2 separate regions of the Homo sapiens genome follow, and region 2 is linked to region 1. The links are chromatin loops, found by intact Hi-C in ENCODE. Cell type or tissue: heart left ventricle. All regions are shown on one strand. Links, peaks and the distances in the headings refer to the core of each region. The heading gives the core; the rest is flanking DNA.

Region 1 (5,380 bases), core at 161-5,160:
CACTTTGGGAGGCCAAGGTGGGTGGAACACCTGAGGTCAGGAGTTCAAGACCAGCCTGACCAACATGGTGAAACCCTGTCTCTACTAAAAATACAAAAAATTAGCCAGGCATGGTGGGGGGGATCTATAATCCCAGCTACTTGGGAGGCTGAGGTAGGAGAATCGCTTGAACCCAAGAGGCAGAGGTTGCAGTGAGCCAAGATTGTGCCATTGCACTCCAGCCTGGGCGACAAGAGCAAAACTCCGTCTCCAGAAGAAAAAATTGCAGTTGATACTACGGTAATTGACATGGGGATTGAGGAGTAAGTTATTATAATAGTTACGAATATCCTGCATTCCAGCCGCACCCCCAGATAATTTCAGCCGTGTAGTTCTGGCCAAAAACCACTTAGATATCTGAGGATGTGAAAAACATTTAGAACCCACATTGTGTTCACAGAATATGTTCCAAACTATGCCATTAGCCAAAGGCATAATTCTTGGTACAGATGGAATAGGAAGCTGGAGGTGTTTCCTACTTATTAAAGTCATTTAAAAAAAAAAAAGTTGGAAGGACTTTTTAATTGTCCTGTGGTAACCACTGACCAAAAGAACAGATTGGTACAAGCCCCTGGGTCTGGGCTGTTCTCTTGAACCTCCAAATTGTCCCTGGTTCTGCTTGGGTTCCTGGGCTGGGCTGTGGTTTGAAAGTTGTTGCCAGGCCTTGCCTACTAGGTCATTGTCTGGTGGGGCAGGGTTGTGTTGAGAGGACTGAGAAAGTGAGGCCTCTCTGACTAGCAGCAACTGTGGAAGAAAATGGAGACTGCACAGTAGAGAGGAGTTGACACTTTTCCTAGGACTCAAGACAGAGTCAAGGGGGAGCCAGGTATTAAGCTAGTACTAGCTTAGCCCTCAACTGATGGATCTTACTGTCTTACATTACTGTTGTTTTTAAATCTGTCGCTTCTTGTCAAATATATTTTAAGCTCTTGAAGTCAAGGGACCTTGGCAAATATCATTTATTGTATTGAACATACTGAGTGCTCAATGACTAGTTTTTGCTGGATTAAGAAAAAAAAGCTTTAAAGAGTCATACTCTTTACATTTTATTTCTTCTCTTATATGAATGCCATCTGCTATATGAATCCGCCAGACCGAACACTGGAGGCAGGATTGGGGATTTTGTTGGAATTTAGAATATGTTGAGTCTTATTGTGATTCTCTATCACTGTATTGTCATTTTCCCTTGCAAATAGGGTAGGTATCTAAAGGAAACACATGAATCAGTGGTTAAGAAGAATTCTAATGCTATGACTGAGTCTGTAAAGAAGCTTGGCACAGGCTAGAGGAACAGGGCAAGTCCTGCTATGTCAGAGGGAGTACGCTGGCTGCAGGAGCCCTGGGCTTAGAATCAGCAGATGAGGTTTGAACCTCAGCCCTGTTACTTATAGGCTGGGTATCCTTAGAGAAGCCTCAGCTTAGCCCAGGTTTCCACATCTGTGAAATGGGAATTATAGCAGTACTTGTTTGTGGGCTTGTTGCGTGGGTAAATGAGACTCATTAATTTACTCAGTAATGATTTGTTAAATATAGTACCTACAGACACTGGATATTTTAGACACTGGATATACAGCAGTAAGCAAAACAAAAGCCTCTGCCTCATGGAATTTATGTTCTAAAAATATACGTAATGGAATTTAATAAAGTGTTTATCAGTCACATTAGTTTGAGCCTCTCTGATGAACTCACACTGTGGTTTTTGCTGTTATTTGTCTATAGGTGTTACAACAGTAAGTAATTAGGGCTATTATTGGGTCTCATGTTTGAATTGGTATAACCCTAGGGAAGTCCCAGTAAGTAGGACATTTGTGTGTGCCTGCTAAATTGCAGTACGCTTAGAAAGTCTGTTCCCCTTGAACCGGATTTCTGTCATTTTTGCCCCCATGAAGGGCTTGTTTCAAATAGTTCAGCAGTCCGCTGAGATTCAGGAGTGGCAAGTGGTGGTGTGGCTGAACTGGTTTCTCTCTGTCATTGGTGTTTGCACTATTTGTGATGTATGATTTCACAGAGTTGTGAAGGTGCTTGTGTCATTTGTGGAAATAAGTCAAAGGGCTAACACAACCAATTAAAATCCACAAGCCACGTTTCAGTGAGTAATTTCAACCTTTCCTCTCCAAACTTTTGATTAGCTACCCGTCAAGGAACAAAATGAACAAATTGAAGGTTTCAGTTCGTTTTTTTCATTGCCTTCCCTCTGGGGCTTTTTCTTTGAGTATCGTAATGCCCAAATTCCACGAAAGGAGAAAGGGCAAGCCCAGGCAGCAAACCTCAGAGGAACCGCATTCTGCTGGTAATTGCATGCCGTCTCCCAAGAGGTGTATCTGTATTCACCTCCATCGGCTATCACCTTCTTCATGCAGTACTTCAGATCTCCAGTGGCACACAGCCCATCTAGTTAAAAATGCAAACAGGAGATTATTTTCTCACCGAATGGCCTTTGTGGCCCAGAAGAAAAAAAACATGGTCATTTCTGCTGAGACGTAACCTGAAAAACACTCCCACAAGAGTGGAAGCTGAAGGCTCGCTATAAGCTAGCCCTGCCTCAGAACAAGGCTGGTGATAGCACGTGGGTGTGGGAACTCATGTGCGTGGGCTCAGGGCATTTGTCGCCAATGTACATGATCGAAGAAGCTTCTATCACCTGAAAAGCAGTTGTTCTGCAGGGCAAAGCCTGTTTATACTCCGAGGAATTACAGAACAGACGTTTACTTGGACGTGGAGATTTGGTCTGGAGGAATGTGACATGGCCCTGACAGCACATCCCTGGGTTTCGGTGCTCCTCTGCTCTGCCCAGCTTTCCGTCATCTGGCCTCCCATGACCTCCTGTGCTCCCATTGTGGTTTCCCTGTGTGCTGACAAGTTTTCTGGTTGTTATGTCTTGCAGCCCCCCGAATCCAAGCCCAACTTCACCCCTCTCGCCATCTTGGCCCATGTTCTCGGCGCCATCCAGCCCTATGCCCACCTCATCCACGTCCAGCGACTCATCCCCCGTCAGGTCTGTTGCAGGGTTTGTTTGGTTTTCTGTTGCTGCCGTTGTTCTCTCATTGGCTCGGTCCTCTCTTCATGCAGTGTTCAGCCTCCTCGTCAACTTTGTTCCCTGCCATCCAAACCTGCACTTGCTTTTTGACAGGCCAGAAGAAGCGGTACATGAAGACTCCAGGTAAAATCTCGGATGATGACCAATCTGTTCCCGTTTATCCAAAGCTGGCCAGGGACAACAGGGGGCTGCCCCTGCTCTCCTGTGGTTCCATCCTAAGAGACCAGAGCTAAAAGGGACCATTTGCATGAATCAGCATGGCATTTTTCACACCCTTTTCAACCCTGACTCAAGTTTCTGAATTAACCTCTCTGGTGCCTAGAGTTAGGGGAAGGAGCACCTCCTGAACCAGACTCTGGTTTTGATGGCTCTCTCAATTTCATGTGCTCTCTGCACTTTGGTGTAAGATAACATAAGAGGAAACAGTGTTGGGACATGTGCCAACCTTTTCTTTTCTCATGTTTATCAGGCAGCGTCAGGCAATATTTATTTGTGGGGTTGGGCCCCTGGCCCTAAGCACTGACACCCAGTCACTTAGACCAGATCCACTGGGGGAGAGACGTCGAACATAGAATAAAAGCTTGAGAGACGAAGCGATTTCTCTTAAATTGCTCACGGCTTATGCCTCGTTGTCCCCCATATACTCCCGAAACCATCCATGCTCCCAGCCTGCTTCTGTCTCTGTGTGTCATGAAGCCTGAGCTGTCCTGGGAACAGGCACTACCTCTCTCTGAGGGAGAGCAGCTTGACCTAGTTCCTCTTCTCAGGGCCATGCTGTAGTTTTCCCTGCTTTTGTGACTTCCGCACTTAAGTTTTTTGCTCTTGTGCTCTTTGGGAAAAAAAAAGAGCTCTTTACAACCGGGAAAAGAACGAATAGGGATCCTGCAGAATTCCTATGCTGTGGAGCTCCTAAACGTGCTTCTCTCTCAAGCTTAGTCTCAGCTTTCAGACAACCAAATTGTAGAGCCCAGTTATAAGCATCAGAAGCGTTTTGGGCTTTGGGAGTATTTTCCCTTCTGTCTTTTTCTCCAAAGGGTGGATCCAGCAGAGAGGCTTAAATAATTTATGAAGCCGAGTTTCACTTTTAGAAGAAAAGAAAACCCCATGCTATTTATATATATACAGATACATATATTACTTTATTCCCCACTAGGCACTTACACATCTATCATTTCATTCTATCCTCGTGTGAGAATGAGAAGAGAAATGGCCTGAACCCTACTGTGGAAAAAGAAAACTAAAACACAGGGAGGTGACTTGGACACAATGCTATGACTAAATGAGAGCCAATCCAGAATTCAGGACTTCTCCCCCTCAGCTCAGCACTCTTTCCTCCAAACACGTGGGTAACCCCAACTTTGAGTTTCCGTGCAGCTCCCAGCCCAGAGCCTGACTTGCTCTTTTAGGTTTTATACAGCTTTCTACCTGGCTTTGTCCTGGATGATGGGAAGGAGATTTTCAGTAATTCTTTTTTTTCTCACTCTATAAATAAGGGAAATTTTCAGATCATGTCTTCCTGACATTCTAGTGATTTCCTAATCATTTCTTGGACATCTTCTGGGCACTTTGGGAGACATCAACTTTCTAAGATACCAGAAATAGCATAGATTATTCTCATTAGATCATGAGGACCTGAACCAGAGGAAACTAAGTGACCACAGACAAGTCAGCTTCCAAAATGCCTCACTTACTCATTAGAGAAACTTGGGCTTTAGGAAAATGTAATTCCTTCATTTTTATCAAAATGGAGTAAAAATCTTCAAAATATTGGCCCTTTGGACAAAATGGGTTAAGAGACTCAAGAGAGTGAAATCACTCAGCTAAAATCCTAAAATGTCCTCTCTGCCTTGATGGTACTCACTTTTTTGTGACTCTGAGATTTGGGGCCCTGTTTCTTGTCAAGTATCTCTACCTCTTCACTCGTTTTCATCTCCCCAAATATTTCCAGACTGTTTTTCCTTCCTACTTCTTCCTACCTCCCAAAGTATTTCCAGATTGACAGAGGGCAATGGCAATAGAATCTGCCATTCTGTTGCCATCTTGTGTGTCTGGGGTCACAGTTACTCAGTACCTCCTCCCCTGGCCATTGTTAGAATAGCACTATTTGGACACCCTTTAGGAAGCTGCCCTCTTGAAATAGTCAAGGCAGGCCGGGCACAGTGGTTCACAGCTGTAATCCCAGCACTTTGGGAGGCCAAGGTGGGGAGATCACCCGAGGTGAGGAGTTCAAGACCAGCCTGGACAACGTGACAAAACCCCATCTCTACTAAAAATACAAAAATTAGCCAGGCATGGTGGTGGGCG
Region 2 (5,380 bases), core at 256-5,255, 79 kb before region 1:
TGTGCTGAGCATGGGTAGCAACCCAGTGTTTTTATGGAGAGTGCTTTTCCGCCTCCTCTCTGCATTGCCATTTTTTATTCAACCAGGAGCCTCAGGCATCTGGTGGTAGTGACAATTTCAGCCCTTAAATGCCCTTTGTGAGCCTTGGTATGGAGAACCAACTCATAAATATCTAAAATTGGAAAAACATTTTTAAGATTGGCATTAAAGAAAAAGGAAAGAGAAGTGGGTAATTCAGTTTCTTTAACCTGGTAAAACACCTCTTTTTCAATAGAAGGTAAGAGACCTCTGTGTTCTAACTAGCTAAGGCATACAATCTTTTCTCTCTTTGCCTACCTGTCTTTCTGTTGTTTTCCAAGGGTTAACATTAGACATTCAGCTGAGGGTTAATAGTGAACATGATCTCCTTTATTTTGTCACTCACACCCACACATCCTCAAGATAGTACCTGCAAGTCTAGAAACACCCTCTCCCCCCAACCCAGAGAATCCATCTATATCTTCCTCCTGGGAGCCATAGTGATGTGTTTCACACACAACTTGTGTTTGGTCAGATAGAGTGCACTAACGACATGCTTACCCTGTCACAATGGTCCAGAACTTCTGTCCTCCACCTCTCTCACGGACCTGGGAGGGAAGCAGTGTTTGGCACAATTCTGGGAAATAAATATCCTAGATTAGGAGGAGACAGAGAGGAAAACAGCTAGGAGATATGATATTATGTTTGGGGGCTCATGGAAATTTTTCTTTTTCCATGTTGGTAATACATACTGATTGTTTACTCAATTAAAATTAATGAATCCTTTAAATGAATACAGTCCAGAAATAATAATGATGATAGTAATAGCTAACTTTTACTTACAGCTTATTGTTTACAAGATATTGTGCTAAGCAGCTTTATATCCATCATTCAATTTTCACAGCAACCCTATAAAATTGATATTTTTAGCTCTGTTTTTACAAATTATAAGCCTGAAGTGCAGACACTTTAAGAAGCAGCTGATTAGGAGAGGAACAGGGGTTGAACTTAGTACTACTCTCAGAACCCAAGCTATTAAAATCTACTCTAGTTAATCTCTTTTCAGTGCAGTAAGCATTTTATTGAATATCTACCATTAGCCAAAGATAAGTAAAATAGGTCCTTCATTTTTCAAGGCACTCCCATTTTATCAAGATAGAACTAACTATAATACAGTGTGCTAAATGACCTCCAGTAAGATGAATAAAGTGTTATGGCATCACTGAGGATAAATAATTTAATTCTACTGGCATTGGGCTCTGACAGATCAATGGAAGTTTTCTAGGCAGAGAAAGAGTAGAGATAGGAGGGACAGCCACTCAGAGGAGCAGCATTAATCAAGTTGTTTGTATTAAAATGGCATGGTTGTGAAAGACTGTGGGTTGTTAGCAAGTAGTGGGTGATGATGCCAGAGAGTTGGATTCAGTCCATTTGCTAAGGGTCCTGAAAACTATAGGAAAAGGTTTTGAACTGACTTCTGAAAACTGGGAGCTCTCAGAAGTTTCCAAGTGGAGGCTAAAATGATTATGTCAGCACTTTAGAAAGACATCCTTGGAAGCTGAACCAAATAGTACTTTGATTGCTGACATCAAAATCACACATTAAACAAATAACACAATAGAGTTAACCATACTGTTCTAAACTTGCAGCTCAGATAGTGTCACCTTTGACCTACAGGCTTTGCTTGGAGGTTAGAGAGAGATTCTTAATTTGTTTCTTTTTGCCAGACTTCCTAAGGGGAAATACTAGCTCATAGCATCATTTCCTATTAGTGACTCCTTACCGTGGACTCTCCTTGAATTATATGAGAACTAAAGAGTAGATTTGATGGTGTAGCTCTTTTTAGCTACAGTCAAGTTTCTGAGTTGAAAGCTCAGATGGCAAAGATTTTGGCTCTTCCCACGCTATGTTAAGGTAGCAGTCAGTTATGCAAAATTACCATTTCCGTATGAACAGAATCTTTTCTCCAAACTCACACCTTATCACACTGAGTCTTAAAACATAAAGTAGGCAAAAACTTAAGGTTATGGTTAAAGCAACCAATATTTTTATGCTTCCAGCTAAGATTTTCAAACAAAATATTGAATGCTGTCATGGTCCAAGATCTCAAAGCCCAGAAATTATATTTATTACAAGGTTTTCCCTTTACTTAGTGTTTTAAACGCTTACTTGCTAATGACTATGACAATTTTAGATGTTTAAGAAGGACAACCATATCAAGAAAACAAACTGCTTGCTTTTCATAGTTTTGGTTCAACATGAAATTTCAGGCTACTTAGTGTATGTGTGTGTGTGTCCCCTTGCTATTAAATTCCAACACATAATAGTAGGATTGCACTTGTTCTGTAACAATCCATGCTGTGTCTTGTGGCTGTGGCACTCGAAACGGTTTCTGTACATGGAGCAGGATATGTGTGTGTTCATGTGTTATGTACCACAGGCTTTTGCCAGCATTGCCTCTTTTGATGCCTATTAATGTTTGACAAAATAAGTTATAATAATTCCTTCCCTAGTCCATCAGTTAGCTTTGGAAGAGGTGGGAGTGTTGATCATTGAGCTGTTAATTCTCAGAAATCCCCAAAGATCGGTGCCCCTTTTTAATGTGTTAACTTTCAACCTCAGATGTCAAGGAGAGGAGCTAGCAATCATGGATGACCCCCACTTAACACCTGGACTAAGCACTAAATCCTAAGCAACCTCGCATTCCCAATAAAATGCTAGTGACTTACAATGTAGTTAGCTCAATTTGAGTTGATTTGGGCCACCAATCTGCCTTGATCTGCTTTTACCAAAATATTGGTGACATTGAAATCCATTGGACTAGTTCTGGACTTTGTGCACAAAATGTACATTAGTTAATATAGTTGGTTTGGCAACTGACAGGTGTTTAGAAGTCGCATTTTATTTCTTTGATATTTCAAACAGTTGTTGATATGCAAAATTAATAAAAAGGTATGACTGGATGCTTCACTATGTTGAAATAGTCATTGGTACTCTTGCCTGCTCAGGAAGCTAATCTTGTCCTGTGGTCATGGCTTTTGTAATTTGTTCATCAATTTTTATTTTTAAATTTTTTGTTGACTTCCCTTCCAATGGTTCTTGCTTGTACTCTTTTTGTTCCTCTCCTTGTTAGGGTTCAGAAGCAAGCTAGATTTACTTGGGTGTTGAGCTAGAATGCTTCTGCCACAGGGCTATTTTCTTTTTTTAGTGACAAGTGCTGTGTAAGATACTCTTCATTAATGTGATAAGGTAGGTTGTGCATTTGAACACATATATTCCCCCCAATAAATCCCAGATAAACCAATAATTGTTTGAATTGTGAAGCTCCTTTAATATTACTCAAATAAAGGTGGAGATTGTTGTTGTATTTTAATCTATCCATCTTTGTCAGCAAAGAGAACAGGAAATAGAATCTTTCTGGAGATATGGAAAATCACAGCTCTCCATGGATTACCCAAGCTGTCTATATATACCCTCAGTTACTAATGTAATTGGTTCCTTTTGAGAGATTTTTAATACAACTACCCAAACTACTTTCTAAATTGTTGATCCCTCTGCCAAAATGCTGATATCAACAGGACATAGGACTTCCAACTGTCCTTAAAAAACCTCTGCAGTTACAGCCTCTGAATTTGGCTTCTTAACAGTTACAATACATAAGCCCTGCTAAGACTTGCCTGGCTTCCACTGTGAAGGTGCTGGGTTTATGGCTTCTCTGAGAGCACCACGCAGTCCTCGGTCCCATTGTCTGTCATGAGAAGGAGTGAGCTGTGCTCAACTGTTGTAGGTCTACTTTCCTAATGCGTCAAACAAACCAATCCCACATTACTAGGGACCCTGGTACATTTGTGTCTCGAGAAAATGCTCAGTCTCATTTCTCGTATAAACCTTTCTGTTTTGCTTTGTAATCCCCAGGCCTCTGCTGTTGATTTATTGTCTCAGAGCTACTTTGCAGTTGTAGACTAGGAGCTCTTCGTCATGACCTAATTTCCCTCCCATAAAAATCACAGCACATAATAAAGAGTACACCACACACATTACAGGGAGACTCCTAATCCTTTTAAATTGCAGGCGCATGTGACAGATGGGATTGAAGAAGGTCTAAAAATGTGTATGTGACATGGATAAGAACAGATTCCACAAGTGTCAATGCTCTGCAATGTCAAGATGGGCCAGAGGGGGAATCAGTGAAATTTAAATTTTGTAGACAGTGCAAGGGAATAAGAACAGGAAATTCTGTCATTGCTGTAAACAGTTAAGATCAATGTTTTGCAAAGAACAGTAATTATATTTACACTTATAAATTAAATCCTCATGTCCTGACTGCAAATAATCCATTGTTGAATCTCCAGTTATTTCCCTTCTTGTGTGTCTCCTTTTTTATTGACTACAGTAATATCTTTTGAACACTGAATGTCAAACTGTATTAGGCGTGTCAGTCCTCACCACAGTCCTGGGACTTTTTACAGATAAGGTCTCTGAAGGTCAGAGAGTTACATAATTTGCCCAAGGTCACAGCGCTAGTAAGTGACTAAAATCAGATCCGCCAGACTCCAAAACTTATGTCTTCCCATTTTGTCCTCTGTCTCTCAAATTAATAGTAGCTATAAAGACCACAAGTGCTTAAGACCCAGACAGTCAAGCCATCTAGGTCCCAGTCCAGCTGCACTCCTTATCTATGTGACCTTGGACAAATCAGTGAATCTCAAGGAGTCTCAGTTTTCTCATCTCAAGAGGGCAAGAATAATAGTACCTCCCTTACATGGTTATTGTGAGTAAAATAATCCATGTAGATAATCCATGTAAATAACTGAGCATGATAAGTGCTCAAATTCTGTTTTTATTGTCATTTATACCACCACCATCTCATGCCTACTCTTTGCCACATACTGCACTGAGCATTTTATGTGCATTGTCTTTTCAGTAGCTCTGCAAGGCAGGTATTAGATCCTTGCTTGCACAAGGGAAACAGACTCAGAAGGGTTAATTATCTTGACTGAGATTACATAGCTAGTAGGTAGCAAAGTCAGGATTTGAACCCTACTCTGTCTAGCTCCAAAGCCTGTTTGCTTTGTACCTGTATGATGATCTTAAGTTCCTTTCCTGTATTTGATGTGATGATATGGCAGTGATGTCAGCGTCAGTGATGGTGAGGTCCGTGTAGCTGTAGGTGTTGCTGCCCACTGAATGAGAAGCAGAACCAAGATCAGCCCAGGTTTGTCTGACTGCAGAGGCCAAACCATCCCTGACCACTGTGACTTGCAGCTTAAGGCGAAACAGTAGCTTGGTATTTATGGATCTGCTAATTCCACTTACAGGAAGCTTGAAATTGGGGATACTTAGAAGAGTTACCCAGAGTTAT

The links. Peaks named below come from ENCODE experiments on the same cell type or tissue, not always from the same donor. Only the 100,000 strongest peaks of a DNase experiment are listed, where the experiment ranks them.
Region 2: a loop joins it to region 1, with 2.2 times the contacts of the local background. A loop is called at or near these places in 5 of 110 quality-filtered maps.

What each region holds. Positions count from the first base shown.
Region 1 is chr5:143,204,275-143,209,654 of GRCh38, forward strand. It overlaps ARHGAP26 (Rho GTPase activating protein 26), which reads left to right. Exons shown (of 23, transcript NM_001135608.3): 21 at 2,924-3,034. Among named protein-coding and RNA genes, the nearest start is that of ARHGAP26-IT1, 14 kb to the left of the region's middle. RefSeq lists enhancers at 2,213-2,322, 2,743-2,852, 2,962-3,461. In heart left ventricle, for the core only: no CTCF peak of the experiment used is centred there; no DNase peak of the experiment used is centred there; H3K4me3 peaks cover 379 bases; H3K27ac peaks cover 1,164 bases.
Region 2 is chr5:143,124,902-143,130,281 of GRCh38, forward strand. All of the region lies in intron 18 of ARHGAP26 (Rho GTPase activating protein 26), which reads left to right. LOC124901098 (a long non-coding RNA gene) reads right to left here and starts at 671. Exons shown (of 2, transcript XR_007058980.1): 1 at 1-671. In heart left ventricle, for the core only: no CTCF peak of the experiment used is centred there; no DNase peak of the experiment used is centred there; H3K27ac peaks cover 1,574 bases.